4 separate regions of the Mus musculus genome follow, and regions 1, 2 and 3 are each linked to region 4. Evidence: chromatin loops called from intact Hi-C (ENCODE). Cell type or tissue: heart. All regions are shown on one strand. Links, peaks and the distances in the headings refer to the core of each region. The heading gives the core; the rest is flanking DNA. Region 1 has its middle 15 kb from the start of Gm39914. Region 2 overlaps Pak6 (p21 (RAC1) activated kinase 6). Region 3 holds the start of Plcb2 (phospholipase C, beta 2). Region 4 overlaps Bub1b (BUB1B, mitotic checkpoint serine/threonine kinase).

What was found. A loop is a pair of places that touch in the nucleus more often than their neighbours do. Peaks named below come from ENCODE experiments on the same cell type or tissue, not always from the same donor. Only the 100,000 strongest peaks of a DNase experiment are listed, where the experiment ranks them.
Region 1: it touches region 4 in a loop (4-fold over the local background); 8 of 42 quality-filtered maps call a loop at or near these places.
Region 2: a loop joins it to region 4, with 6 times the contacts of the local background. A loop is called at or near these places in 25 of 42 quality-filtered maps.
Region 3: a loop joins it to region 4, with 7 times the contacts of the local background. A loop is called at or near these places in 17 of 42 quality-filtered maps.

What each region holds. Positions count from the first base shown.
Region 1 is chr2:118,969,270-118,977,039 of GRCm38, forward strand. No RefSeq gene overlaps it. Among named protein-coding and RNA genes, the nearest start is that of Gm39914, 15 kb to the right of the region's middle. In heart, for the core only: a CTCF peak has its summit at 3,587 (motif pointing left); a DNase peak (open chromatin) is centred at 3,622; H3K4me3 peaks cover 625 bases; H3K27ac peaks cover 528 bases; H3K27me3 peaks cover 1,620 bases.
Region 2 is chr2:118,695,497-118,703,266 of GRCm38, forward strand. Pak6 (p21 (RAC1) activated kinase 6) reads left to right here. Exons shown (of 11, transcript NM_001033254.3): 11 at 911-2,524. The coding sequence ends at 1,078. Ankrd63 (ankyrin repeat domain 63) reads right to left here. Exons shown (of 1, transcript NM_001081971.1): 1 at 3,607-7,770. The coding sequence ends at 6,770. Among named protein-coding and RNA genes, the nearest start is that of Ankrd63, 4.6 kb to the right of the region's middle. In heart, for the core only: a CTCF peak has its summit at 4,808 (motif pointing right); a DNase peak (open chromatin) is centred at 4,875; H3K4me3 peaks cover 1,315 bases; H3K27ac peaks cover 818 bases; H3K27me3 peaks cover 3,823 bases.
Region 3 is chr2:118,726,802-118,734,571 of GRCm38, forward strand. It overlaps Plcb2 (phospholipase C, beta 2), which reads right to left and starts at 1,637. Exons shown (of 32, transcript NM_177568.2): 1 at 1,437-1,637. The coding sequence starts at 1,520. In heart, for the core only: a CTCF peak has its summit at 3,867 (motif pointing left); DNase peaks (open chromatin) are centred at 1,730 and 3,880; H3K4me3 peaks cover 258 bases; H3K27ac peaks cover 851 bases; H3K27me3 peaks cover 2,827 bases.
Region 4 is chr2:118,635,680-118,640,679 of GRCm38, forward strand. It overlaps Bub1b (BUB1B, mitotic checkpoint serine/threonine kinase), which reads left to right. Exons shown (of 23, transcript NM_009773.3): 20 at 1,021-1,163; 21 at 2,722-2,896; 22 at 3,954-4,060. Among named protein-coding and RNA genes, the nearest start is that of Pak6, 25 kb to the right of the region's middle. In heart, for the core only: a CTCF peak has its summit at 2,584 (motif pointing right); no DNase peak of the experiment used is centred there.

The DNA of each region.
Region 1 (7,770 bases), core at 1,125-6,124, 330 kb after region 4:
CCTGCCCCCAACCCTCACACACAAAGAAAAGAAAAATGCCCTTACAAGACAAGAATAACCATAAATCAACCAAGTCAAAAGGCAATATTCAGGGCAATGGAGGTACACGGCTTTAATCTCAGCTCTCAGGAAGCAAAGACAGGAGCGACTCTGAGTTTGAGGCCAGCCTGGCCTGCAGAGGGCTACATAGAAAAACCCTGCCCCCTACCCCACAAAGGCAATATAGGTGGGTATGGTGGCACATGCCTGTAATCCCAGCCCTTAGGAGACAAGCAAGAGAATGGGAGTTCAAGGCCACTCAAGCTTCTGAAAACCCAGTTGGGGATTGGTTCTAATGCTTTGAGTTAATCTGGCCCCCAAAATCAGGGATCTGTGTGTTCAAACACTGAAGGTCCTTGTCCCCAAATGGTTTTTGATCAATCAACAAAAAGCCAATGGCTAGTGGCAGAGCAGGTAGACTGAGGTATGACCTTTGGATTTGCATGAGCTAGAAACTAGAAGGAGAGAGGAAGTGAGAATCGCGACAATTCGGAGACAGATCAGATTTAGAGCTGCAGAAGGAAAATCATCTGAAATGCAGGTGAGAAGGAATGCGGCCCCGAGAAGGACCGCCCAGAAGTGTCAAAGACTAGGGAGCCGCCCAGAAGGAACCAGGGCAACAAAGATAAAATATAGAATTAGAGGGTGTTAAACCAGGATTACAGAAGGGAAATGTGTGCTAGCCAGTCTCCAGCCTTTGAGCTAGTCAAAGCATACTTAAAATTAACTGGTGTGTGTGTGCACACCCGCATGCATGCGTGTGTGTCTGTGTGTCTGTCTGTCTTTCATTGAGATCCAGATAGCTCTTGAGTGGGTGTGTGCGTGCTTGCGTGTGGCCCATCGGGAGCACAAAATGGTGCTAAACTCACAGCCACAAGACACCCTCCCCACCCCCATATGTGTGCATGAAGGGAGAAGCAATGCAAATTTTTGAAAAAATATTTGCAACTTGTAACATAAAAAACAAATCCACCTATGAAATGTCGTAGGACTAAGCAAAGCCATAGTTCAAATCTGCTAACAATAAAAAAATAAGCATACATAGAAATGCAGTGAGTGTTAAATGCAGACAGAAGTGTTCAGTCTCATATTTTTTTAAGATAAAAGTAACCAGAAATGCTTTAACTAAGAATATGCCAAGAAGCTAAACCTCTGATAACACTCCTTGGGCAAGCAGATGAGGAAGGGAGGAACACTGTGGGACAGCCCCTGCAGGGAAGGATTTGAGAGGATCACTCAAAAGTGTGCGTGCCCAGCTTGCTACTCTACAAACTACAGCCCTAGGAACTTACCTTAAAATGCAAGTGCAAAATGACGTGCAAAGTGGGCATTGCGATTCGTTTGTAATAGCAAAATCACTGGGCAAAACCTGAATGTCCATAGATGAGAGCCTGGATAGTTAATGTGTGCTTTATTAATGCAAGGGAATACTCTCGTATCATTTTTAAAAAGTGACGTAGGGTGGCTCTCTGTGAAGTGAGGCTTGGGCGATGTTCTATGGCTTCCGTCCTAGAGCTGGGGAGAGCAGGGGCTTGGCGAATCTCTGTGAGTCACAGGACAGTCTACACAGGAAGTTCCAGGCAAGCAGGGGCTATAAGAGAGACCCTGTCTCAAAATAAATATGGAGAAAAATCAAGATGGACAGTATACATAATGCTACATTCTATTTAGCCAAAAAAGAAGTTCACACATGAAGAAACTGGGCCGTGGACCCTTTACTTGCCGTGGAGGAGAGCGGGTGGGCACCCAGTTCTGAGAGTTGCTTTAGAAAGGGCGGTTTGTTGAAAACGTTGCTGATATTTCCTGCTGTTTCAAGGTTGTTTTGTTTTGTTTGTTTGTTTGTTTGTTTGAACGTTGTTATGTATTGTCTGTTTGAAAAGGGACAATAAGCGTAGTGGCGGCAGGCTTTTAATCCCAACACTCAGGAGGTAGAGGCAGAAGGATTCTGTGAGCTCAAGGCCAGACTGGTCTACAGAGCATGTCCCAGGACATGCAGGGCTACTCAAAGAAAAAAAAAAACAAAATAGATAACCGAAATTAAAATTTGGGCAGAGGATGTAGCTCTGTGGTGGGAGACAAGCACAGAGCCCTAGATTTGATCCCCAGTGTACTTAAAAAAAAAAAAAATTAAAGATCCAGCCAGTCAGTCAGGACTAGAAAGATGACAAGGTGGTTAAGAGCATTGCTGGTCGTGTAGAGGCCTTAGGGTTTGGTTCTCAGCACTTGTGTCCGGTGGCTCACAACCATCTGTAACTCCAGTTCCAAGGCACTCATCCCCCTCCTCTGGCTTCCTCGAGCACCAGACGCTCATGCAGTACATACACATACAGGGAGTCAGAATACACAGACACATAAAAACCAGGCAGGGTGGCACATGCGTTTAATCCTCGCAGCACTTGCGAGGCAGACGCAGGTGGATCTCTGAGTTCAAGGTCAGCGGGGTCTACAGAGTGAGTTCCAGAGGACAGCCAGGACTACACAGAGAAACTGGTGAAAAACAAAAGCAAAAGTGAAAACAAACAAACAAACAAACAAACACACAAAAAACAGGAAAAAATTCACCAATTTACACGTATGTGTAGTACACACCTATAATCCCAGTATTCAGCCAGTGAAGATGGAAAGATGAGAGCCAATCTCAGCTACCTAATAAATTCCAAATCAGCTTGCGCTGAATATTCTCCTGCCTCAGCCTCCTGAGTGCTAGGATTACAGCCGCACGTCCCTTCTAGAACTGTTAAATTAGCTCTGATAGGAATGATGACAGTCTTAGGGAAATGTGCAGTTACCAGTAGTGGCATTATGTATTTTGTGACATTGAATTTTGGAGGGCTCACTCACCTGCTTCCTACCCCTCAGTCCTGTTTCCCCAATGAAATCACCAGCTCCCACTTACCTGAGGACAGCTGCTACGATGAAGGGGCCTCGTGGGTGTTTGTTTCCTTTCAGAACAGCCACATAAGATTTCCACTTCTTCCTTTCAAGTAAACCGAAATTTAGAGCAAAGGACAAGCGAAACTGGACCTTCTAAGAGCGAATCTTTAGATTAAAGGGTGGGGGCTGTTTCCATTTTATTGATGAAAATGTGTTTGCTTTCTACTCAGTCAGTTACCCATTGTGTATAGCATGGCATTTTCTGGTTCAAATGGCTATCTGGGTAAAATACCAAAATTTAAAAATCTTTTTTCCTCCACTTCTGTTTCAGTGTTGACAACTCTATTAGAATCTGAAAGTCAGTACTTTTTCAGCCGAAGGACAGTTCAGCCGAGATGTTTGATTTTACCATACAAATGTGATTCGCGTCCTTTAAAATAATAAATAAATAAATAAATAAATAAATAAATAAATAAATAAATAAATAAAGCACTCAGAGGACAAAAGCGAAAAAGAATAGTTGGCCGCACGCTGGGATGACTGCTGGGATGGGAGGCTGCGCGCAGGCTTCTGAAATACTCCCGCCAAAAGCCAGGGTGGGCTCCGGGCCTCCGCTCGCTCAGAGATGCAAAGCCGCGGGTGACCGGCCTCTGGCGGCGGACGTGGCTCCCCCTGCAGGACCGATAGAGAACTGCGCTGGAAAATGTTCCAGCCTCATGCGCCCCGGAGTCCCGGCTTTAAAGGGCTGCTGGCTGCTGCGCGTGCCTGCTCGCCGCTTCCGGGCTGACAGTGTGGGCTGCAGGCAGTGGCCGGCCCAGGACACCGAGAAGATGACAAGGAGTGGCTGAACCCCAGGGCTCAGCCTGGACAGTCGACCACTGACTGCACGTGGGGGGTGGGGGAGATCACCTCGCCCAGGACAGAGTTCAAAGGTGGCTTCCCTCGGTTTTTGTCTCTTCCTACCACCCCACTGTCTTTTCTCGGCTTCCTTTTTTAAAACAATAGTCTTAACTAGAGAAACTCTAAAACGCTATGCTTGTGCAAGTTATTCTTAGATAAGTAATTTAACCTGTCCAGGATTCAGTTTTTCTTTTCTTTTTTTCTAGTAATACTAAAATTACAACTCTTTTTTTTAATCTGATGGTATCTTATAAAATTCAATATGTGCTTACTCTATGCCTAGCAAAACTCCTAAGTATTTATTCAGACGAAATTAAGATCTACACCCATGTTCAGAGCAGTATGACAGTAGCCAAATGTCTATCAACGCATAAGGAAGGGCACACCACACCGTGGACCTGACTGCCACTCAGCAGTAATCTATGATATTATATATCAGAGTGCTGGGCTCTTTGAGTAGTATGGACAGAAAGCAACCTCTGGAGCAATGGAGATGTTGTGAATCTTGACTGACTGTGGTTAATGTCTGTGTGAGTTCATATACTTGTTAGTAAACAGTACGTGAAGATTTATACATTTCAAAGCATGAACATTAAACTTTTACATCAATTTTAAAATATCTTTGTTTTGGGACAAGGTCTTGCCATGTAGCCTAGGCTGTCCTTGAATAGTTCCTGTGTCTACCTCCCCAGTGCTGAGAAAATAGAAGGACAATAAAAATATTTTTGAAAAATAGCTGTACCCAGCTTATAAGTGGTTTTAATTATGAAATAAGCTACGCAAGAGGTTTGGAGAGCTGGGGAGAGATGGCTCAGTCAGTAAAGCACTTGCCCTGAAAGCCCACATTCAGTCTCCAGAACTCCAGCTTTAAGATGAGCGCTTGTAATCTCACTGCTGGGGACACAGAGGCAGGGAACCCCTGGGGTTCACTGGCTGTCCAGCCTAGCCTACTCAGACAGCAAGAGACCCTGTCTTAAAATGCTAAGGAGGATAGCCGAGGTTGCCCTCTGGTCTCCACATGTGCACACATAAGCCCACACACAAAACTGTAAGAAGAAAGAACGTGTGGACCTAAATGCCACCATACAAATCCTACGTATATGCATGCAGTATTTATGCAGCACTTATATCTAATATTCATAGCTAGCCCCAAATCCTAGAGACTGTGAGAAAGACCTATAGTTTAAAGTGCTACATGTCAGAAGTGTCTGTGAGAAAAACTCACAGTACGAAAGGAGGAATCAGCCTACTGCCGTCTTAACCAAAAGTGGGGTTGAGAGGGTTAAATGGGGCCACATCCTTACATTTACATGTGATCAAGAAGGGATACAAATGTGCATAAGTTATTCAATATATCTTTCTGCTATAACTACTTACTATGTTGTTGGTGGTTTTTAGTTTTTAGACAGGGTCTCACCGTGTAGCCTAGGTTGGCCTCCAGTTCACAATTCTCTTATTTCCATCTCTGAAGCTTGATATTATGCCTGCCCTGATAGAACTCTGCATCTGTGAAACATTGCTTCTAGTCCAAATGCCAGAGAGTCACAGAATTTAGCAAGGGACAGTGCACATTCTTCTGATGTGGAAACCACACATTCAGCGATCGCTGCTCCCTGATGCACCCAGGACATTGCACTAGCTGTGGCTTTTCAATCTGGCCCTTTCCTAGATGCCGTGTGCCTCGTGGAAAGGGGACGTCCATTCTGAATGCCTGAGTGGCAGGCTAGCTCTGTCACTTATTACACCTGAGACTGTGGATGTCACTTAACCTCTTCAGCCTTAGCTGCAAAGCAGGAATGACCTCATAGGGCTTTCTAAGCTAGTTGGATAGGAAAAGGCATGTGTGAGTCAGGGGACAGGGGTTTGGGATGGGGTGGGGCACTGAAGCTGAGGAGAAAGCTCAGAGGGTAAAAAGGATTTGCTGGGTCAGTGTGAGGACCAGAGTTCATATCTGCAGTACTCGCTGATGGTACTTGTAATCCCAGCCATGAGTGGATTCCCCGGATTGACTGGCCAACCAGTCTAGTTAAAATGGTAAGATCCAGGTTCAGGAAGAGACCCCCCATCTCAGAAAATAAGGCAAGGCTGATGAGATGTCTCAATGGGCATAGGTTATTGCCACCAGCCTGAGAACTCAAGTTTGATGCACAGGACCTACATGTCAGGAGAGAATGACTCCCACAAGTTGTCCTCTGGCTCCTACAGGTGTGAATCTGTACAGACACGTGGAAACGCAAACAAATAAAATTGTTTGCAAAGAATTGCAAATTGAAAAAAAAATCAAGATGGAGAGCGATAAAGGAAGACACCTGCATTGGCTTCTGGCCTGCGCATGCACTCGAGGATGCCTAGCCATCTCCTCCTACAGAAAGAAAGAGAAAGACGGTGGAGGTGGGGTGTTGTTGACTAACTGCAGGGAATGCTGAGCAGGTTGCCTGGAGTAAGCAAGTGTGCGTGCCAGTGAGCAATTTAGGAGATGCAAGCCCCCCCCCTCCTCTCTGCACAAACGGGTGAAGATGTGGCAAAGTCTCTTGGAAGGGCGTGGGGGTGCGGTTCAAGTAGGCATGATTCAGACGCTGCTCAAATAAAGGGGCCGTAAGAAACAGCCAAACAGGCAAAAAGAAAGAACTTTCTGGACGAATGAAGGGCTGTGCCCCCTGCCCTATGCGTACATGTCCTTTCTTTGCTTTCCTCTAGAAGCCTTCAATAAAATCCACGTGCTCTACGAAAGCGCTGTGTAAGTGGATTTCTAGGGAGGAGTGGGAGAGTTACCAAGCCCTGCCTTGAAGGGTACAGTCAGGAAAGTCAGGTTGCAAACAACACCCATGACTGCCTTATCCTGAATGTGTCTGGCACAGTCCTAGATTCGGGTTTTGTGTTTAATGAGTGACAGATTTTTTAGGTGGCGCTTCGTGTCTACGTGTTCTGGCAAAGGAATCTGCTTGGCCCCTGCACAAGTGTTTGTGTAACGACAAAAGGGTCTTGGCTCTTGTGTGGTGGGGATGTGGTTATAGTGGGCTCCCCGGCACACGTGTTTGTATAACGACAACGGGGTTTTGCATCTTCTGGTGGGCGTTTGTGTGGTGGGGGTGCGGTTATAATGTGTTCCAATTCTTCCTCCCTACAGACCGGAAAATCTCCCTCGTTTGGACGCAAATTATTCTCTGCCGCTCTCCACTTAGCTTCACGCCGGTGGAAGGCGCCCAGCGAGCAGCGAGTAGCTGTTCCGCCCCTCGGGGACCTCATCACTCCCTCCGGTGGCTTCTCGCCCACACCGAGCCTCTAGGGAGCTACCCTAGTGGGCCCATGGTTCAGCGAGTGACAGGACCTTCTCTTTCCGCCCCACCCGGTATTGACTCGGGGCATCCCTTGAGCGCCCCCTGCTCGTGACTCCGGCACTTGCTGCAGTTCCCAGCCCTCGCGAGCCGCGGAGCGCCCGGCCACGCATCCCCGGCCGGGTCAGGATCAAGGTCTTAGTCCTGCTGCCGTGCGGCTCCCTGGGGCTGGGACCGAGGGAACGTGCGGGTCGCGCAAGCGTGAACTTGGGGCAGCCGATGCCGGTGCCAGCACCGCCGCCGGCGAGGCGGAGACGGAGCGCTGGGTGAACCCGGTGCTGATACAGTGCAGGCCGCGGCTGTGCAGCCCCCCCGGTCTGCACTGCGCCAGCCATGCGCGAGCCTGAGATCAGCCTCATTAGAACAGCGTTTTAGATCGAATTTTCGGGTGGCTCTTTGGAGGCCGCCAGTCTTGGCACAGGAGGGTAGGAAAGCAGGCTCGCTCTGGTATGTGGTGCAGCGATAGAGGAATTTTTGACCACTGCGCTAACAACCTCGCCTGCTCCCCGAACTTATGTTTTGAGGACAAACATGACAAACTGTGACATCGCCCAAATGCTTTGTATTTATCTACACAGAGCTGACATTTTCATACCTATAATTGATCTGATCCTCTGTTTAT
Region 2 (7,770 bases), core at 1,704-6,703, 62 kb after region 4:
CCTGTGCAGTCACATGTATGTACCAACCATCAGATTCATGCCAACAAATTCCCACCTGCAGCTGCAGCAGGAGAGCCACGACACAGCAGGCTCTTCGCCTATCCCTATGAGGAGGAAGAGGAGCCCTAGCTGTCTCCCAAGGAGGAATCCAGAGTACAAATCCTTCCATTCTACTTGTCTGGGGCCCATACCAACACAGTGCCATCACATGATTGGGCTTGTCCTCCTGTATGACACATCTCGATCATAGCTGAGCCACTGTTTGCGCCTTAGACCCAGTATCTATACTTATTATAATTAACTCTCTCCTGCCAAATAAATCCATTCCCCTGCTGCCAGATTGCCACAGGACAGACAGCTAAATGGTACTGCCACCTAGTGGCCAAAGCTAAAAAATGCCCCAGAGGATTGATGCCCGGTTTCTAACAGGCTCTAAGACAGCTTGGTCCCTGGAGACTGCCCTGCGAAGCCTGAGATGAGCAGGTCTCAAAGAGCACCCGTTAGTTAGTTAACTGCTCCAGGGGGGCAGCCTTCTGTAGCATTCCCCAGGCAGCCCGGTAGATGAGGAACTGGATCGCTGATGCCAGTTCCATGCCCCTTTCGCAGAGCTGCAGAGCCTGAAAGCCAAGAGCCCCGAGAAGCAGGCAGGGGGAGTGGGCCGTGTGTGGAACCCAGCCACCCAGACTTCCAGACATCCTCATCCCATTCATTGCTCTGCCGCTCTCATAACAGGTGAACTGGCCTCCTTCTCCTGCCTCCTAAGCCAATCATCAGTGCGCCTGGGAGGAACCAGAAAGTAAGAAAGCAGAGAAGATGAGGTGTGGAGCTAGTGGGGGCCCAGCAATCAGGCCGCCGAGAAGTGACTGCGAGCCATGGCTTCCCCTCACCCCCTCACGGTTCTGTTCCATAGGTCTCTCCAGTGCTGCGAGACTTCCTGGATCGGATGCTGGTACGGGAACCCCAAGAGCGAGCCACGGCCCAGGAGCTTCTGGATCACCCGTTTCTGCTGCAGACGGGGCTGCCTGAGTGTCTGGTGCCTCTGATACAGCTCTACCGCAAGCAGACCTCCACCTGCTGAGCCCGCACCCAGGGTGCACCTGCCACCTGTGCCCACAGGCAAAGGACACTGGACAGCCGTTCCATTGGCAAGGCCTACCCGCCTTGCCCTCTCAGTGTTCTCTCCAAAGATCGAATGTGAAGCTCCGCACCTTCCCTCCTGCCCTTTTGCCCGCTGGGCCAGGCCGGACCTGCCCCCCTTGGTTTCACTCCCCAGAGTCCCAGTTGCCTTTGGGATGACAGTGACCCCTTCTGCAGGTTTGGCCCTTTGTTATTTGCACAGGGATGTTTCTAAGAAACGCGGAGAGTGGTGCTCTTGGCCGCAAGCCAGCAAAGCCGACAGGCTGCTGCAGATTTTTAAAGGCAGTGTCCACAGTGACCTGGGGCAACCAAGAGGGTGCATGCTCCATCTCCACATGGACACTTGCTATTCTCAACTGAAGCTTCAAACCCTGGAGTCCCAGAGGGCCACGGGGAAGGATTTCGCTGCCTGAATCCTTCTTCCTCCTCTGGTCTGACTTCTGGAAGCCCCACTTGCACCTGTTTCCTGTCTGTTCCCTGGCACTGCCTCGCCCTAGAAAACCTCTACGGAACTGTGAATAGCCTGTGTGTAGACCATGAGAGCAGCCAGGGGGGAATCTTCTGAGAGAGAGTGGGGTTGGCAGTAAACGTGGTTCCATTGTCCAGGATGTAGAGAACATTCTCTCTCTCTCTCTCTCTCTCTCTCTCTCTCTCTGTGTGTGTGTGTGTGTGTGTGTGTGTGTGTGTGTGTAAACTTCCCCCAGTGGCCCAGGTCCTTCCAGTCACCCACAGAGAGCCTCAGAAGAGCTGTCCACCTCTTTTCTACCAAGCTCCATTCTGAAGGAATCTGCTTTTTGGACCTGGCTTTCTGCCTCTCAAGTCTCATGTTATTACCTAAACAGGGAAGGGGTGTGTGTATGTCAAGTCTAACACATGCTGGGGGCCCTCAAAGTTTCTGAGTTTCTCCCATACTGAGGCAGGAATAGTAAGGGAATAAACTTTGTTTTACCTGTCAGCAACTTCTTAGCGGCCAGATCAGGGACCCCTCCTTTTCAGAACCCTGGGCTGGGACAGAAAGGTGAACCACCTCCCGGAGGGGGTCCCTCATGCCGAGCGAGGGATGGGCACCTCCTCTGTGAGCCTGCTGCCCCAGCTGTCCTGTTGATACTTCCCTGCCTCCTTGACCTCCCTCCCTTCCCACCTTCCTGGCTGTTGTGAGACAGGGAATGCCAAGGAAGAACTCTAGTGTCTGGACCCGATCCAGATAATATTTTTAGACTCCTCTGTTCCCTGATGACCTGCATTAGGGCAAAAAAAAAAAAAAATTGCAAGGTCTTTTTTTTTTTTTTAAGGGTCAGAGTTTTAAAAAAACAAAAGCATCCTTCCCTAGACATTTTTGTGACTTGTTTGCACTTGTGCCTGTTTTAAATTAAACTAAATGTTCGAACCTTTGGGTTTTTCATTCTCTGGGATTGGAGCCAGGCTTTCTTGGAACTGGATGCCCTTGGAGTGGGTGCCTGGTAGGGCTCCTCTGTGGTTACTTGAATCCACAAATCACCCAGCTTCTTTGGCTTGGACACCTAGAATGAGGGCCGAGGAAGGAGGAGCCGGGACGTGGAAGGCCCTGGGGCTGGAAGAAAGGGCGAAGAAGGCTCTGGTCAGGGCCGAGGAGCCACCAGGCGGAGGTGTGGGGGAGGGCCCTAGCAACCCAAGGCCACAGAGACTGGCCTCATTCAAGGTTGGTTTCTCCCTTCTCCTGGTCTTCAGGCTGCCCATAGAAAGTTCCCCGAAAGCAGCCCATGTTCCTTTCTTAAAACTGAAGGACTCTGACATTTCAAAAGAGTAGGGAAGTGACCAGAGACTTGGGTTCTAGCCCTGGGGTTGGGAAGTGGCAAAAATATCTTTTAACTTTTACTCCGACAGTGATTCCAATCTTCCTTTTCTGAGCTCTATACTCAAAACAGTGCTCATTGAAACCACTTAACTTGGAGCAAGGAGCCAGCCCCAGCCCCAGCCCCAGCCCCAGCCCCAGGCCCAGCCCCAGCCCCAGCCCCAGCCCCAGCCCCAGCCCCAGCCCCAGCCCCAGCCCCAGCCCCCCCAGCCCCAGGCCCAGCCCCAGGCCCAGGCCCAGCCCCAGCCCCAGCCCCAGCCCCAGCCCCAGCCCCAGCCCCAGCCCCAGCCCCAGCCCCAGCCCCAGCCCCAGCCCCAGCCCCAGCCCCAGCCCCAGGCCCAGGCCCAGCCCCAGCCCCAGCCCCAGCCCCAGGCCCAGGCCCAGCCCCAGCCCCAGCCCCAGCCCCAGCCCCAGCCCCAGGCCCAGGCCCAGCCCCAGCCCCAGCCCCAGCCCCAGCCCCAGCCCCAGCCCCAGCAGCGGTTCATTGGTTCATTGAGAAGCAGCCCCCATGACTTGTAGAATGGCCATGGCCAGGGCTGATGAAGGTAGGAAGTACCTCCAAATCAAGTGTGTGCTTCCATCTTTTCAAAGGAAGCCAAGAGGCAGCAGTGAGCAGGAAGGCAAAGAGAGGCCAGGTCTCCAATGCAACAACACTGGGTTTATTAGCTGTGCCTCCCCTGCCAGTCTTTTTCAGCACATCGCTCCAAATGCATGTGCCAACGTCCTTCATACCCTTCCACACCAACCAGCGCTAAGTGCCAGTGGCTGGGGTGACTGACTCTTCACAACGACGATGATGACGACAATAACAGGAAAGGCAGAATATGCAGCAAAGTCTTTTCCTACTGCAGGAGGGGACGAGGGAGGACCACAGCCTCAGTATACCTAGAGCTAACAGGAAGTCCAGAGCGAGTGAAGTGTGCTGGAGTTCTGTACAGAGCCTGCTAAGGCTTAGCTAAGGCTAAGGGCAGACAACAAGGCCCACAACTCAGTTGAGATGGGAAAGATCTACAGTGTATCAGAAAAACCATTTTCAACCACCCATGTTCCAGCAACTCCACAGACCACAGACAAGAGCAATCATTTACCCAACAGAGACTGACCAAAGTGACGTTCCCACAGGGTACATATCAGTGACACTGGATGGTTGGCAGCACCCCTGACACAATGTGTGAGCCAAATGCCACGGTGCTTGTAAGCCAAAAAATTGTATCCTTACACCATTAAAAAAGTCACTAAAAGTAAACATAGTTGAAAATAGAATGTGAGGGACGAAGGGTCAGAGGAAAAACACTATTCACTTGGAGTGTCCCAGCCCTGACCTCCTCTGACTTTTCAGACACTGTGGTATACTGTTCGTCTGCCCCTCGGGGTGAGAAAAGGCAGGTGTATGTGTGCAGGTGTGTGGGACAGAGGCCAGGAGTGTCTGTGTGTGTCCGGGTGGGGTGGGGTGGCAGAGAGATCATCCCAGAATGAATAGCAACTGTCGTAAGACAACACAAATGGTCAGGTCAAGGCTCAGAAGTCATAAGGGTTGGCAGCTCCAGTTGTTCTAAAGACAGCAGGCGATCTTCCAACAGTAGCCTTAGCTTGCAAAATAACTTGGGGTTCTTGGTAAAGGGGTCTTTGCTGGGCTTCTGAGCACTTCTTACCACACCCAGTGCTGACTTTCCTTGTTCACTGTTCCTCACTTCATTGAAGTGAAGTGACTTCAAGTATCCGGATTTAATATTTTACAAGAGGAACACGCTTTATGGGTAAAAAGCACACAGAGGGAGAAGTTACACATCAATGATCTCCCGAAGAAAGCCAAGTCTGAGCTCCCGGGGCGCAGCGGGGAGAATGCAGAGGTGCCACTAGGGGGCAGCAAGGATCACGGTCCCAAATGTGGGCTGGCGCGCGGCCTCGGACGTTAGCGAGGGAGGGCAGGAACTGCGGAGCTCTCTGGCCCCTGCAAAAACTGGTTTCCGACTTCCTACGCTTCAACCGCAGACCCAGTTTCTGAGCACCAGCATTCTCTCTGGGAAGTTCTCTCAGAGATACTGGTGAGAAACCTTTCCACAAAGACGATCTTCCACAAAGATCAACGTCTTCAAAGACTTTATCGCAGACAAGTGAGGGACTTAAATGCTCACTCTTCGGGGTTCACAACTAGAAACCCGAGGTACTATCACGGCCAGAAAACCTTCACTGCTTTGAAGCAGGAGTTTTTACCCCACCCTGCTGGTACAGATTTTCCACCAGGAGTTAGCACTGACACTGGGGTCGTAGAGCATGCAATCTGTCAAACTCCTTTCTTCGCCTTCTCTCTGAGGAGGTACAGTGTTGGAGGGCAGGGGCGGAGATGGAGAGGACAAAAGACTTCGCGGGGAGGGGGCCTAACTACTTCTCCACAGTTGCCTCTGACTCACTAATCTGCCCAGTAATAAAAGCTGGAAGCTGGGCTGGGCCAGCATCCCACGCGGTGGGGCCCAGGCAGGGGTCTTTGGTCTTGATCTAGCATCCATCATCTGCCCTGCCCTCCATTAACAGCCCAGCAAGAAGCAGGAGACGTTTAGCAGCCCCCTCCTATGCTCTCTCGGGAGTTTGATGTAATTTAGACCGGGACCTGCAGTTCGTGTGGGCTCTCGACTCCCGCGCCCGTCGCCGTTTAACGTGGCAAACACTACAGTCAATTATCCCCCTCGCTGAGGTGCTATTTAAAGAGACGTTGTCAGGTTCTTAAGCCTCGGATCAGACCTGCTGCTTTCTGCTTCATACACAAAGGCTCAAAACACGAGTTCTTTTGAGGGTTGGGAGAAATACAATTAAGCAAAAATCCTTCCTAGCTGTTCCACCCTCTTGGAGCACCCACGTGTGGAATGGGGGAGCTGGGAGGAAGGAGGGGGTGGGGTGCTATGTCCTTTCCATTTCAGGCCTCTGGGACTAAGTGGAAATATAAGTAAGGCTGGGCCAGGAGAAGGGAAAACATTGATCCTCAAAGATGAAATTCAAACGCAATCATTTGGGGGGTCAAGCAGGCCCAGAAGCCAAGAGTTAGTAGGGGCTTGGGGAAGCAGTGACCCACCAGTATCAATGAAGTTAGATCCCATAGTCTTGACTGAGACAGAGTCAAAGGAAGTTGATTTCCCAGAAGGGAAAGCTGGTAAACACCTAAAGGGGGCATTGCGTCTCAAAATATTCCTGTTGCCTTGAGTCTCTGCCTCAGAAAACCTTAACCATTGGATTCCTTCATAATCAGCCCTCTTGTCCAAAAAGCTTACGTGGCCACGTTAGTTCCTCCTTTCTTCCAACACTTACAGGGAAGGGAGACTTTGGTAGTTTGTCAAACTATTATGGTCAGCATCAGCAGGCACAGCCGCCTGGGCCCTTGTTCTTCCGAAGCCAGCTCTGCCGTTACCTGGCTGCCAAGGTGATAGGAAAAGTTAAAAATAGGCAAGGGATGCTGCGGGTACCGAGCCTAGGCAGTTGAACCTCAAGGCTGGGGCTGGGCCTGAGCCATCCACCTTTCCGGCTAGAAAGCTGAAGCCCACAGAAGCAGCCGTTGTTCACACCTCCTTTTTCCCCCAGGACAAGGAAATCAAGCTGGAGGAAGGTGGGAGATTTACGTGGGAAATACCAAAGAGCAAAAAGATGGGATCTCTTTCTTACATCTGGTGGAGGACTACAGGAAATCTCCCTTTAGCAGTGGGGACAAAGGGTGGGCAGAAAACTGCAGAGAAAGGGAGGACTTGGAAGAATGGGAGACATCTCAGTAGCTAGAGACAGAGTGAACTTTACAGGGCGCGACCTTCGTGCTCCTTACCGCTGAGCCTGCAGTACCACAGCCTCTGTGCCCGCCTGCCAAGGCTTTGGCCCAGGCACTGAGAAAGGCAGAGCGTTGTTCTCTAATTCTGGGCCACTCTCAGGCCCTGAAGCCTCCCCGACCAGGCTGGGGATGTCTGGAGCTGTGGACCGTCGGCGCAAACCCAGGCGGCCAGAGCCGGGGCAGCCCTCGGGATGAGGACTAAGGCCGACCGGGGCTTGCATTAAGGCCAGTGGCGCTCCCTCCAGCACCTCCTGCGAACGCCACCGCCCACTCCCCGAAGACTGGGGTGAGTTTGGTCGAGCCATCAGAGCTCCTGCCCTAAGGCGTGCTGTCTCCTCCTCGGTCATGGTACCCAGAGCTAGGCTCATGCTCCGGCCCAACTCTGGTCTCTCATTGCCTTGTGCCCTATAACGGACCGAGCCCTTGCCAGCAGAGGCAAGCTCGCCTCCGTGGCCGTGGCCATGGCCGTGACCGTGACCGTGGCCGCCGGCAGCTCGCGCAAACCGTGCCAAAAGAGGGCGCGGTAAACGACGGGGACTGGGTCGTCGCCGCTCTGGGCTGGGCGCCGGGGCAGGGTGGCCAGGGGGACTGTCGGAGTTGGAACCCCGGGCCGCTGCCGCAGCGGCTGCCCGACCCCAAGGCCCGGTGAGGGCTTGCACACAGGTCCCGTGGCCGCGGGAGGCAGCCAGCTGCAGTGCGGTGAGGCCCGCCCGGTTGGTGCGGTCAAGGCGTAAGCCCAGGCGGCGGAAAGAGCGCACCAAGAACTCCAGCACCGCCCCGTGGCCGCACGCCGCCGCCCACATCACCGGGCTGTTGCCCGCCGAGTCCGTCGCCTCCGGATCGCCGCTGAACTGCACCAGGAGCTGCACGGCGTCTAAGTGGCCTCGCTCGCAGGCCAGGCTGAGTGCAGTGCGGCCCCGCTCGTCCCGCAGGTTCACGGCTGCACCTTGCTCCAGCAGCAGTCGCACGAAGCGCGAGCGCATCGCGGGGTCCG
Region 3 (7,770 bases), core at 1,663-6,662, 93 kb after region 4:
ATCTACTAACTGTGCCAAAGCTATCCAAGAGCAAAACCTGGTTCATAGGTCATGTGTCCCATGCCTGGGCTTGGGACATTCTTGCTCATGCAAGTCAGAGTTCAGGGACCACACAGCACTCTGGGTTGGGGAAGGGAATTGGTCAACCAGACACACAGGTTGGAGAAAGAATCACATGCCTTATCCCTGATGACCTACAGCCCCCCTCAGGTTATACAGGCTTCCCAGAGGAACTGAGAGAGTCACTTCACTTTTCATTGTGAGTCATTTTCCTCCTTCCATAGACTCTGAGACACGCCACATCACCACCATGTCACCAGCATGCCACCACCATGCCACACCAACCAAAACTTCTAGAGACCAACTTCTAGAGAAACAGAAAGCATTTCATGCCAGGGCCCCATCCCCACAGTTTTGACAGCCAGATGCCTTAACGTAACAAAGCCCTGAAGGGTCTAGCTTCAGACTCCCCTCAGTTCATAGAGAAACTAGACTAGCCAATCCAGGGAGCTGAAGTAATTGTAGGTGACCTCCTAAATGTCATGCGCTGTTGAGAACATCAGGCCTTCCTGAGGCCAGGCTAGAGCACTCTTAAGGAGGCCTATCCCTCTCTGAGTGACAGTTCTCATTTTATTCTTCTTAGACCAAAAGATTCTATGGTTAGTGGCTGTGTCTTCAGCCCAGAAGGACCAGAGACGAGTTAGGAAGGCGCAGACTCTGGGCTGGGGTGCAGATGGTCTTCCCTCCCCGGCCGGATGACAGGTTGGCAGGTAATAGAAGGCTGAGCTGAGCTGAGCCACCATGGGGGAAGCAGAAGTCAGTAAGTTCCTTCTCAGACCCCAGTCTTTGAGCCTCCCGTTTTCAACTGGATCCACGGCCCTTTTGTAACTCTTGCCACAGTAGTAGCTTGAGATAGAATATGGCTTCCCTGGGACAGGACACAGTTTGTTCTGCACACTGGGATGGTGCAGCTGGTTATGGGCCTCCTGCCAGAGCAAATTTGGGGTGTCCGTGCTGGGAAGAGGACCTGACTGACCTCTCTTCCTGATCTCAGCTGAGGTGGGAGGAGAGGGACATGCATTCCCCCTACCAACACTGAAGTTACTAGAAACAAACCTTTATCATCTTCGGGGATTTGAAAAGGGCAAATCAGGTCCAAAGATTTCTGACTCTGACTCCCCCCCACACACACACACAAACACACATAGCCCCCTCTCTTATTCCCAAACACAGAGGCTTCCTTCCCTACAGCAGCCAGGAGCACCCACCCTCACCCCAGACTTGTTTATCTAGATAGACTGTTGTGACAGACACATAGGCGCCTGGGTGCTGGGAAGACATAAACCAACCCTCCGTTCTGCAAAGCTCCCAAGCAGCCCAGCCCCCACCGTCCCGGGGGCTGGGGATTTGAGGGGGGGGAGGCGAACCCTACTCACATCGTCCCACTTGATGAAGCGCTCCCCTTGGCTCAGATATGCCTTCACGTTAGGGGGCAATAGAACAGGGTTGAGCAAAGACATGATGTCAAGTGTCCCTCTTTGGAGAGGTTGGGCAAACCTCTCCAGGGGACAGGAGAAGAGAAGGAAGAAGGGTGAACAGGAGAGGAAGCTTAGGCTAGGCTCACATGGCACCCGCCCAGTACTGGTCCGGAAGTCGGGTGCTCTTATAGCCTGCGGGGTGGCAGTAGCTGGATGCAGGACTCAGAGCTTCAGGCCAGGGCCCAGTTGATCTGCCTTGTAAATCAGCCTCCTCCTCCTCCTCCTCCTGAAGCCGGGGGCTGCAGTAGCTGTTTTGCCCAAGGGGGCTGAGCTCCCCTCCTGGGAGTTCCTCCCCCACCCCCTGCCTCAGCACTTCCTGCTCTGGGCTTCCTTCTCTGGGCTGCTGTGAACTGAGGGGCGGGCTATGAGATCTAGAAATGTTGGGGCCAGGACCCCGTTACAAAGACAGGCTTTACTCAGATTTACACACCCCCCCCCCCCGCCAATGGAAGAAAGTGATATATCATGGAGGGGGGTGGGAGATACCATTCCTGAGCCTTGGGCTGAGGCAAGAACACAAACAGTTCTTTAGGAAAAGGGTCCTCCACAGAGCAGGGGTTCTGTCCTCAGAGGGCGGGATCTGGAAGTGGGAGTCAGGGATGGGCCGGGTCCCAGCTGGCACTGAGTGTTTTGAATAAGCAAAGTCTCTCGGACACCCAGCTCCTCTTTCTCAGTGCTTCCTCCCCATGAAAATGAGAGCCAGGTGAGGCAGTATGCCTCTCACCCATGACACTTCTCTGCATCTTTGAACCTTTCAATGAATACCTAAAAACTCCACTGCCCAGCAGCTGCCTCACAGCCTAAGAGGCCCTTTGCTGCCGCCAGCACTGGAGTGTTCCTTCATGCACTGTGTTGCCTCACACACAGATCCTGGAGGAGAGAGGTTCTGAGAGGCAGACCAGAGCCTGCTCTAGCCCCCTGTTCAGGGTTTAGCCCACTCTAACCCAGTTCGGTTCTAGGTGTTGTGATCCTTACATCGTCCATATCTATCCCAGAGGCTCAGTTCCAGCCCAGCTCAGGCCCCAGTCACTTCCTCTTACCTAATAATGCACTCTTATCAAATGGCTTAGCACCGTTGGGGAGGCTAGAAGCTTAACCCATGATTTCCTTCCCCTCTGAGGCCCTGGCCTTCTGCAACAGGTCCCATCAGGGGTCTGTGTGCCACCCCTGACAACTGTGAACTACCCTCTCCAGGCCCTGGAACTACTGGCTAGGAGCCAGTGCATGAGAGTAGGGGCGGGCAAGAGAGAACAGGTTTAGATGAACAGGTTAGTTAGGGTTAGTGAGAATCAAAAGGTAAACTGTGGGTCTCTGGCACTAGAGGGATGGGGTCAGGAGTTCAAGACTAGGCTACAAGAGAGCCTGCCCACCTCCCACCCCACCCCCAATAAAAGTAGTGAACTTCTCAAAGAAAGCTAGCTTAGAAATTAATTGTCCCCAGAAAAGCAATTCTAAGACCAGATCTGAATGAACGGCCTGGAAACCGGCTCCCAAACTCCTGCAGGTGACAGGTGTTCCAACCCCTCCCTCAGTGTCTCTCCTCAAGCCCTGCCTTCAGCCTTGGATCTCCCTGGGAGACTCCTGGGAGCCCCTGCACATCTGGCTGTCTCTGTGGGATCAGGTTTCCTGTCTGTTTGAATGAATTTTGCAAGGGAAATCCCTGCCCCTTCCCAAAGCCTACACCTGTCACCTGCACGGAGCTAGTCCCCATTTCCAAGTTCCTCCTTCCTGTCTTGCCTGCAGCCATAGGCCTGGAAGAAAGCCTAGAAGGGAGGAGGGGTGTCTCTGTTCCTCCTTCAAAGAATTCTGGGTTCTTTGCACCTTCCATCTCTGGCCCTAAGCCCACAGAAGAGAAACTTTATATCCATACCCATTGATGGCATCCCCTGGACAGGCTCTGGGATTCCTGACTGTAGTAACATCAGTGGCGCTCACCTGCTAAATCTGGATGCCAGCCAAAAGAGCAGCAAGCTATTTGAAAGACCTTTACTGAAGAGGGGTTTCCTCTTTTAAAAATATATATACATTGCCCAGCATGGCAAAACACGTCTGTAGTCACAGCTCTTTGGGGGACAAGCTGGAAGATTGTTAGAACGCTGGAGTTCAAGTTTTAAAAATATTAAGTTGACAAAGGAAGAAAAAAAAAACCGTAATGTCAATAATAGTAGAGTGGTCGTGGCTGAAGGAAGAGAAGAAGTCTCAGGAATACATTTGGGAAGTTAGCCTTGGACTGACTCTTGGGCCTTGTGGATTGGAAGGCTTCCCCTTGGCGGGAGGCCAATCTAACCCCCCAGGGTGGAGAGTGGAAGGGCAAGGATGCCCCCTGCTGGGCTCATGGGAAAGCTGAGCCTGATAGGGAAAGAGGCAGACTCCTGAATCAGCCACTCCAGGAAGTCGCTGGTAGATCTGTGTCACTGCGCTTGACAGGTGGGAGCTGTGGGCTGCAGGCAGGGAGGGAGCTTACACTCAACAGCTGTCTCTGCAGGGGTGCAGAGGGGAGGAGGTCCCAGTCCCAATCCCAGCTCGCCCAGCTCACTGGTGGCACTGGACTCATGGGGTGACTGGGTTTCCAATCTGCTCACCAGAGAAGTTCAGGGGTGGAAGCTAAACTCTTATCTTCAGGTGCCAGAATTACTGGCCAGGTGGATAATTTTCTCACCTGATGCAGTGGGATTCAGGAACAGGGAGGCACCTTGTGTATTGGGTTGGGGGCAATGGCTACTTTGCTCCTGTCATGGAGAGGGATCCGTTGTGGCATCCTCTGAAGCCTGTTTTCCACACACTGTTCTATGAACCCAGCCAATTACTGAGTAAGTCTATCTGGTGATGCTCACCTTTTAAAGCACCTCATCTTTCTCACCTGTATAGTGGGAATACCTCACTATACAGGTACCTCATAGGGATGTCCCTGAGCTTGCAAGGGAAAGGGATGGGCCCAGGGGAAGCAGCCACTCTAGGAGGATGCTGGTAGATATTCCATTTGCGATACTGAGACAGCAGTATCATGTGGGAGCTTTGGGGACAGAGCTTATGCTCACCAGCTGCCTCCCAAGGTTAGGTCCCAACTTCCCATGCTCCCAGCCTGACCTAGGACACCCCCTCCCACTTCAGCTTCTCCAGTGCTGGAAGCACAGGCATGTACCACTATGTCTGTCCCTTTCTTACTCCTTCTCAGTGAGTTAGCCTCTGAACCCATAGGTTCTGCATCTGTAAAGTCAACCAACCTCATAGTTTTTTAATGGTAAAAATGGCATCTGTATTGAACATGCAGACATGTTTTTCTTGTCAGTATCTTTCTATATAATACAGGGTAATAAGTATTTTCATGGCATTTACATATCAGGCATAAGGATCTCAATATGGCTTACAGAATGTGGAAGGTATGGTAGGCAATATGCAAATGCTATACCATCTTATATAAGGAATATCTTTGGATTCTGGTGGATACAGGGACCCAGAAGCCAACAACCCATGTATATACCAAGGGATAATTGTACACATGCTGTTCTTTCTACATGTGTCTTCACTGACTTGCTTCACACACACACACACACACACACACACACACACACACACACACACACACACACACACACACACTACAGCTGTTTGTAAGAATCACGTGCTTGGACTCACTTTCCCAGAGCAAACCAAATTAGAGACGCCTCAACTGTAGTCTTGAAATCTGTTGTCTCCAAGCTGCCTGAACTCATAGTTACCAGCACTGGGGCTCAATTTATTAACAAACCACAGCCTCCCATGTGTCTCTCAGCTCAACCCCAACAGCCAATAAGACAGATGCGAAGATGTGGACCCAGGGCGATACCAGTCCAGCTGTCATCAGCTGAAACTCCTTGCATCAGCTGCCCACTGCAGTGCTGGAAACTGAGTGTGAGTGAAGGCAGAGACAAAATACGGACCAGGTGCCAAGGTGCTAAGGCAACCAAGAAGCTTCAAGCATCCTCTGAAACTGGGCTTATAATCCCAGAATTCAGACAGCTGAGGCAGGGAGATCGCCACAAGTTGGTGGCCAGCTTGGGCCACAGAGTAAGGCTCTGACTCAAAATTTTAAAAAAATTTTTAATTAAATTGAAAAAAAGAGTTCTCTGTAGCCAGGAATAGTGGCACATACACGTAGTCCTAACACTCAAGAGGCTGAAGCAGGAGGATCACACATTTGAAGGCAGCCTTGGCTATGCAATAAGATTCTACCTCATAACCAAATGCATGAATAAATAAAAATTCTCTAGAATTCTCAGAGTCAGATGTTGTTCGGCTTCCCTCCCTCCCCTCTGGGTGACAGAAGAACCACCTGGAATGTCATCATGGAAAAGATCAGAAGGAGCAGTCTCAAATATGATTTTTGTTTCGGTTTGAAGACAGGCTATCTCTGTGTGACCCTGTTGTAGCCCTGGCCATCCTGAAGCTCACTACATAGATCAGGTTAGCCCTGAACGCACAGAGATCCACCTGCCTCTGTCTCCTCCATGCTAGGATAAAGGTGTGTGCCACCACTCCTGGCTGTATGTTTCCTTTTGAAGTGTCATTTGGGATCAAACTTACCTGATCCATGTTCCAGGACCCTAGCGGATTGTTTCAAGTCCCAGAAGTTTGCTGTGGGCTCCCAGCAAAAGGGCAGCTCAGTGATGATGAATCTAATTAGGCCCCAAATGCTCCAGTTCTAAAAATCCCACTCCCATCAGGAGGGCCAACGTGTGTCTCCAAGAGACGGTCACCGGTCACCTTGGGGGTGAGAGATGCAGATGGTAGAAAAACATGACACTTGACTCAGTATGTGCTGTTTAGGCATCATCTCTTAGCTGTTCTACCTTTGTTTATACATCTGTAAAAGGGGCCAGTTTTCATATGGATGAGGAGAATAAATTAGTTGATGTCTGTCTCTGAAGCACAGTGCATCACACATAGGAAATGTCCTAGGTGCAATCGATTGCTTCTCTCTTTACTCCTAATTTGGTCCATCCCCCAGCCTTTATTATTTTTTTTAATTAGGGCCCAGATAGAACCACGGCCTCTTGGTTCTGTGACTAGCAGGAAGCTAGTCATTACAGGGATATTTGGGGAGAATTGGGACCAAACACAACCTACTCTGCTGGAGCAACAGCTCAAACCCACAAGGTAAGATGAAAGGGCTTCATTGAGGGATCCAGGCTTGGCTCCAAGACACCGGCTGTATGGGGACAGGGTGGGGGAAGTGTCGGCTTAGCAGAAGCATGTGTGAATAAAACAGGGATTTTGCTGACAGCCAGCTCCATCTGAGTCAAAAGACAGAGCTGCCAATAAAAGCGGACGCTCTTGAGTGGTTGGATTGAAGCTGCCTGTGAGCCTAGCAGCTCTCTGTCTTGCAATTCCACCAGAATAACCTGCCAACATGACATGTTCTCTGCTGCACCCAGACCCTTGGAATCAGGGTCCAGAATGAGATTCAGGAGGGGACAAGGCAGTTCGGGAGTTGGGACGTCTGCAGATCTTCACTCCTTGGTACCAGGAGCAGCCAGTGCCCTAGAACCAAGGAAGACGCCACCCCATTCTCGTTCATTCTCTCCCCATTCTCTGCATCATTAGGCCACATCTGAAATACTTGTGTATTTCTATTTAAGTTGCTTTACCACAGGAAATGCATAAACTGGGGAGCATTTGGTAGATAACAGTCAGGATGTAGGAAGCATGCAACATTTTGTTAGACCAGGTGGGAAAGCATAGGTGTCTCGAAGCTCTACCTGCATAAGGGTGGCCCTTATTCTCTGGGTCCTAGATGCCAGAAATAGAGATGACCTTGCGGCTGGGAGTGTATGGGGTGTCCCTTCAGAGAAAACATTTCTAAAGTGAGAACAAATCAGGATAAAATAGAAAAAGAAATTATCGACGATATGACCCCATATCCCGAAAACATGTCAGTTTGAGTTGAGTGAAATACCAACAGTTCTAGAGCAAAACAGATGCAGCAATCAACTTGTTACCGCATGGCCATTTGGTTCGGGAAGTAACAGAGAGGTCTGTTTTGCTGTATGGGAGGCCATTCTGGTGGGCCACTGCTGCCATCACTTACATGCCTGTGCATAGCCTCCATCTAGGCCACCACGGCCATTCACGTGACTGTTGTGCCAGATGCGCAGGTCATTCTATCTACTTGGGCACATTTAATTGGGGCTGGCTTACAGTTTCAGTGGCTTAGTCCATTGTTATCCTGATGGGAGCATGGTGACATGTACCA
Region 4 (5,000 bases), core at 1-5,000:
CAGGAAAAAAAAACAAGTAGTCTAGTTTTAATGTTTATTTATTTAACACTGTGTGTGTGTGTGTGTGCGCGCGTGTGTGTGTGTGTGTGTGTGTGTGTGTGTGTGTGCGCGCATGTGCGGCATGCATGTGAAGATCTGAGGATAAAGCCAGTCCTTCTGACGCATAGGTTCTAGGGATCCGACTTTAGGCTTGGTAATAAGTGCATAGACCTGGCTGGCTTTGACTTTATGGAAGTTTTTCTACCTCAGGCTTCAGAATGCTGGGATTACAGGTGTGCCTCAACATACCATCTGTAGAGAAAGACAAATTCAAGTAAAATGTAAAAGCATTGATGACTCTTTCCGTAGGTAATGGTTGCTTGCTTGCTTGCTTGGTTTTTAGTGTTGAGGATTGACAAAAGCCCAGTACAGTCTAGGCAGCCATGAGCTGTATCCCTTCTTACACAAGTTGCTTTGATCAGTTACCTATTTGATATATTTTAGCATTTTATCTTTAGAGATGGGGAGGAGGGGGCAGGGAGGAGAAATGAATGGGTCACCTAACTAGACTAATTATCAATTCATTTAAAGCAAAATAAAATCTTGTCTTTCCTGTACTGCATCCCTTGAAACCTTTGAAAATAGACATATTATATCATTTTATTCTTTGCTGTGTTCAAGTTTTGCTACCAACATAATTTTTAATGTTCTACTTTATGTATACGTGTGTGTGCGCACATGTAGGTGAACATGCACGTGGCTATTAGAGCAGCTTGCAGGAGTCCTTTCTCTCTGTCCACCATACAAATGTCATGGATCAGAAGATTTCCAGCTTGGCAGCAGCATCTTTGCCTTTCCTTCATGCTCTTCCTCCACAGTCTCATAAGTCCTTGTAGCCTTCAGGAGACCTCGGTGTTCAGCTGGAGCGGGGGGCCAGCTGCATTCCAGCGGGAAACAAAAGGAATGCACACAGCAGCGTCACCAGGCACGTACTGTGGATGTGACAGCTGGAGAAATAGTTTTCTCTCTTTCTGTTTCCAGAATCTTCTCCAACACAGCGAATTTGTTACTCATGAAATAATAGTGTTGATTATTTACAACCTCTTGACAATCGTGGAGAAGCTACACAGAGCTGAAATAGTACACGGAGACTTGAGTCCACGGAGTCTGATCCTACGAAACAGGTTGGTTGGTCTTTTTTATTTCCTTCATTTATTTCCTTCAACCAATGGGCTGGCTGCCAAATAATTCTTGTATTTATGCCTTAAAAAGAAAGCATAAGAGAGTGTTTTCTCTGCTTGTATGTCTCTGCACCACGTGCATGCCCAGTACCCACCAAGGACAGAACGAGTCAGCACCTCTGGAACTGGAATGACAGATGGTTGTGAAGCTGCCATGTGCTATAGGTGCTGGGAACATACAGGTGCTATGTGTGTGAACATATAGGTGATGGGGGGCTTGCCTTGCATGTGTAAAGCCCTGGGCTCCAATTGAACACCAGAAAAAATGTAAAAGGGCATTATCTTTTATTTAACAAAATTGGCAGGAAATAGTATATAGAGTTATAAGTACTAAATTCCAGAGAGCCTTTTACTTTTAATTATTTATATATATTTAATATGTGTTTGTCTGCATGTATGCACCGCATGCACGTTTGATGCCATTAGAGGTTAGGAGAAGGCATGGGATGCCCTGGCCCTGGAGTTACAGATGGTTGTAAACCACCATGTGGATTATAGAAATTGAACTCTGGTCCTCTGCAAGAACAGTGAGGGCTCTTAGCCACTGGGCCATCTCCAGCCTCCAGGAAAGCGACCTTTGAAGCCAGTTAGTTTATTGTGTACATAACTTGTGAGGAAAATGAGATTGTGAGGTAGGAGCACCGCTCAGTGGGAAAGTGATTGCTAGCCTGGGCTTGATCCCTGGAGAGGGAGAGGAGGAGAAGAGGTGTTGCCCATGGCAACACTAGCAGCTAAGCCGAGAGCTAGGGAAGGCCATGCTTCCTTATTAATTTGTGAAACACTCTCAAGCTTTAAAAAAAAATGTTTTAAGTGGCCATAGCTTATAAAAGCAAAATTAGGTTGGATCTATGCAAAGGAAAAATGGGAGCGTCTGTAAATTGTAAAATCCTTGTGCTAAAGTCGTTTGTGACAGGAAGAGTGTTTCCTCCTAAGGCACATTGATTCTAGAGATTCATGCAAATAACTAATATATGAAATATACTTACTTGATAGTAAGTTTGTGTTTTGAAGTATTTTATGAAGTGAAAGATAAGGTTACAAAAAAGTAAGGTAAAAATATGGTGTTGGCTGAGTTGAAACAGGACATGTAATAGCAGTTCCCTGGAAGTAGCAGAGCTAGATTGTTGCCTGCACTGCAGAGGTAGGCAGGTCCTGTGCTCCTTGGAAAGCCCACCTGTTACAGTAAAGGGGAAGGACTGTGGCACCTGAGTGGGGAGAACTCACTTGTAATGCCCGACCTTACTGCGGAGTGTAAGAGCTTCAGAGTGTTCTGAGGCGGCCATGCACTGTGTTTTAGGTTAGATAGAGTTTATTCAAACCTGTGACCAAAGAAATCTTAACCCTTGCCATTTCTCTCTGTGTGCACTTTCATAGCTCACCACTGGAGGGCACTGTTGGCAAGGCTAAGATACACCTGCAGCCCTTTCAAAAAGGAAAAAAAAGCTGGGCTCTGCTGCTGCTCTCACAGCCTGTCTCTGTTATCTCTCTTGAATCTCCTCAGAATCCACGACCCCTATGACTATGTAAATAAGGACGATCACGCTGTGAGGATCATGGACTTCTCCTACAGTGTTGACCTGAGGGTGCAGCTGGATGCGTTTGCCTATAGTGGCTTTCGGACTGCACAGATCCTGGAAGGACAAAAGATCCTGGCTAACTGTTCTTCTCCCTACCATGTAAGTGGAAGACAAGCCTGGACAAATACGGAGAGCATTCTTTTTTCTTTTTTTGGTCTTTCGAGACAGGGTTTCTCTGTGTAGCCCTGGCTGTCCTGGAACTCATTCTGTAGACCAGGCTGGCCTCAAACTCAGAAATCTGCCTGCCTTTGCCTCCCAAGTGCTGGGATTAAAGGCGTGCGCCACCACGCCCGGCTCATGGAAAGCATTCTTAACCTCTTGGTTGTCTAGATAAGTCATGAGAGCTGGTATTTACTGCCACCCGCTCACCTAGATGTCCCTGCTGTCAAATACTGTATCACCATGTGACTTACAGTTAACCGTCCTTCCTGTCACAGTGCCCAAGGATATAAATATAGACATGTAAATACAGAACTGAGTGGCTTTAGTGCTCCAGCCATTTCTGTACCCTGCCATCCGTGTCACCCGTCAGTCATTCTCTTTGCCCCTCACTGTACAGTAAGGACAGCAGCCTGTGTTCCTTGGACATGAGACTTGGGAGGATTAAAGGCTATGCTGTCTGTGAGGACACCAGGATGGGTGTGCAGTGTCTCACATGACTGTGTCGTGTGCAAACATATCTGCTGACTGGATACATGGTGTATACCTGAAGCGGTTATGTGGGCCACAGTAGATCACAGCTGGAGTCTGCAAATGCACTAGGTGTCCTGATGCCTGGTAATCCAGGTAATCCACAAAGACAGTCTGTTGTTGTTGGCTCTTAAAAATAACCCATTAAATTGGACAGTGGTGGTGCACGCCTTTAATCCCAGCACTCGGGAGGCAGAGGCAGGCGGATTTCTGGGTTCATTGCCAGCCTGGTCTACAGAGTGAGTTCCAGGACACCCAGGGCTACACAGAGAAATCTTGTCTCAAAAAGGCCAAGTCATAATAGTAATCCTTAAATGATCTGGTCACTTCTTCTCCCTGTCCTGTACAGATAAGGACATCTACTAAGGTCTAGAGCTGTCAGTGCTTTCAGCCCTGTGTAAATCAGTTGCTAATGGAAGCAGAGGCCACTTTACACTTTAGCTCATGAAGCGTTTTGTGATTTCAGGTAGATCTGTTGGGTATAGCAGACCTAGCGCACTTACTCCTGTTCAAGGAGCACCTCCATGTCTTCTGGGATGGACTCCTCTGGAAACTTAGCCAGAGCACCTCTGAGTGAGTACTGGGTCCTCCAGGGTTCCTCCATATCCCAATAGTTTGCCCTCTCTCTTCAGCGGACTCTGCTGTGGTAGGCAACCTGAGTTTTTTAAACCAAGTGCTGTCTCTGCGTTCACTTCAGTGTCTGCAGAGCACCTAGGACAGGGAAAGGAATGGCCAGCTGAAAATAAGACATAGACCTGCTCAGACTTTAGGGCATTTCTTAGCTTAGAAATAGAAACACTTTAGAGGAATAAGTTTTCTAACCAATTGGTGTTAGTCTTTTTAACAGCTGTGTTTATCAAAAGTCGGTTGTCTTTTGAAGAGTTAAGTTTCCACATGGTATACTGAGTTTAGATTATTATCTATTAAATGATAAGGTAGAACCAAACCACCGAGCAGTCTCCTGGTGCAGAAATAAGTGATCTCTCAGGTCTGCTTGGGAATTTGTCAGACACCTTACATAGCGCCAATGGCTTCCCAGCATAGGCTCACCAAGTAGTGACGCACTGCATGCCAGTTCTAAAGTTGGTTTTCATTTTAGATCAGTGTTGAAGACTGAATGTCCCTTCCCTGCTTTCATCTCCAGAACACTAAGTTGTATTTTCCTCATTTGATTCGGAAATTTGTCTCCTGCATGTATTTTTAAGATAGGTTTGATCCTGACTTGCCAGCTCAGGCCTTTAACCCCAGCCCATGGAAGGCAGAGGCTCGAGGCCAGCCAGAGCTACACAGTGAGACATTGTCTCAGACAGCAACAGAAATAGATAAGTTAATGAGATTGCTGAAGGGTACTTTGAGATGTGCAGGGCTAAGAGGCATCTTGGTCTAGCTGTGGACCTGCTGGTGTGGTTAATGGACACAAGCAAAAATAGATGGCTGGGCCCGCCTTTGTCAACCCCCTGCTCTACAGCAGTGCGAGTTTTCAGATAAGAGAAGGAGAGTAAGAGCAAGGCAC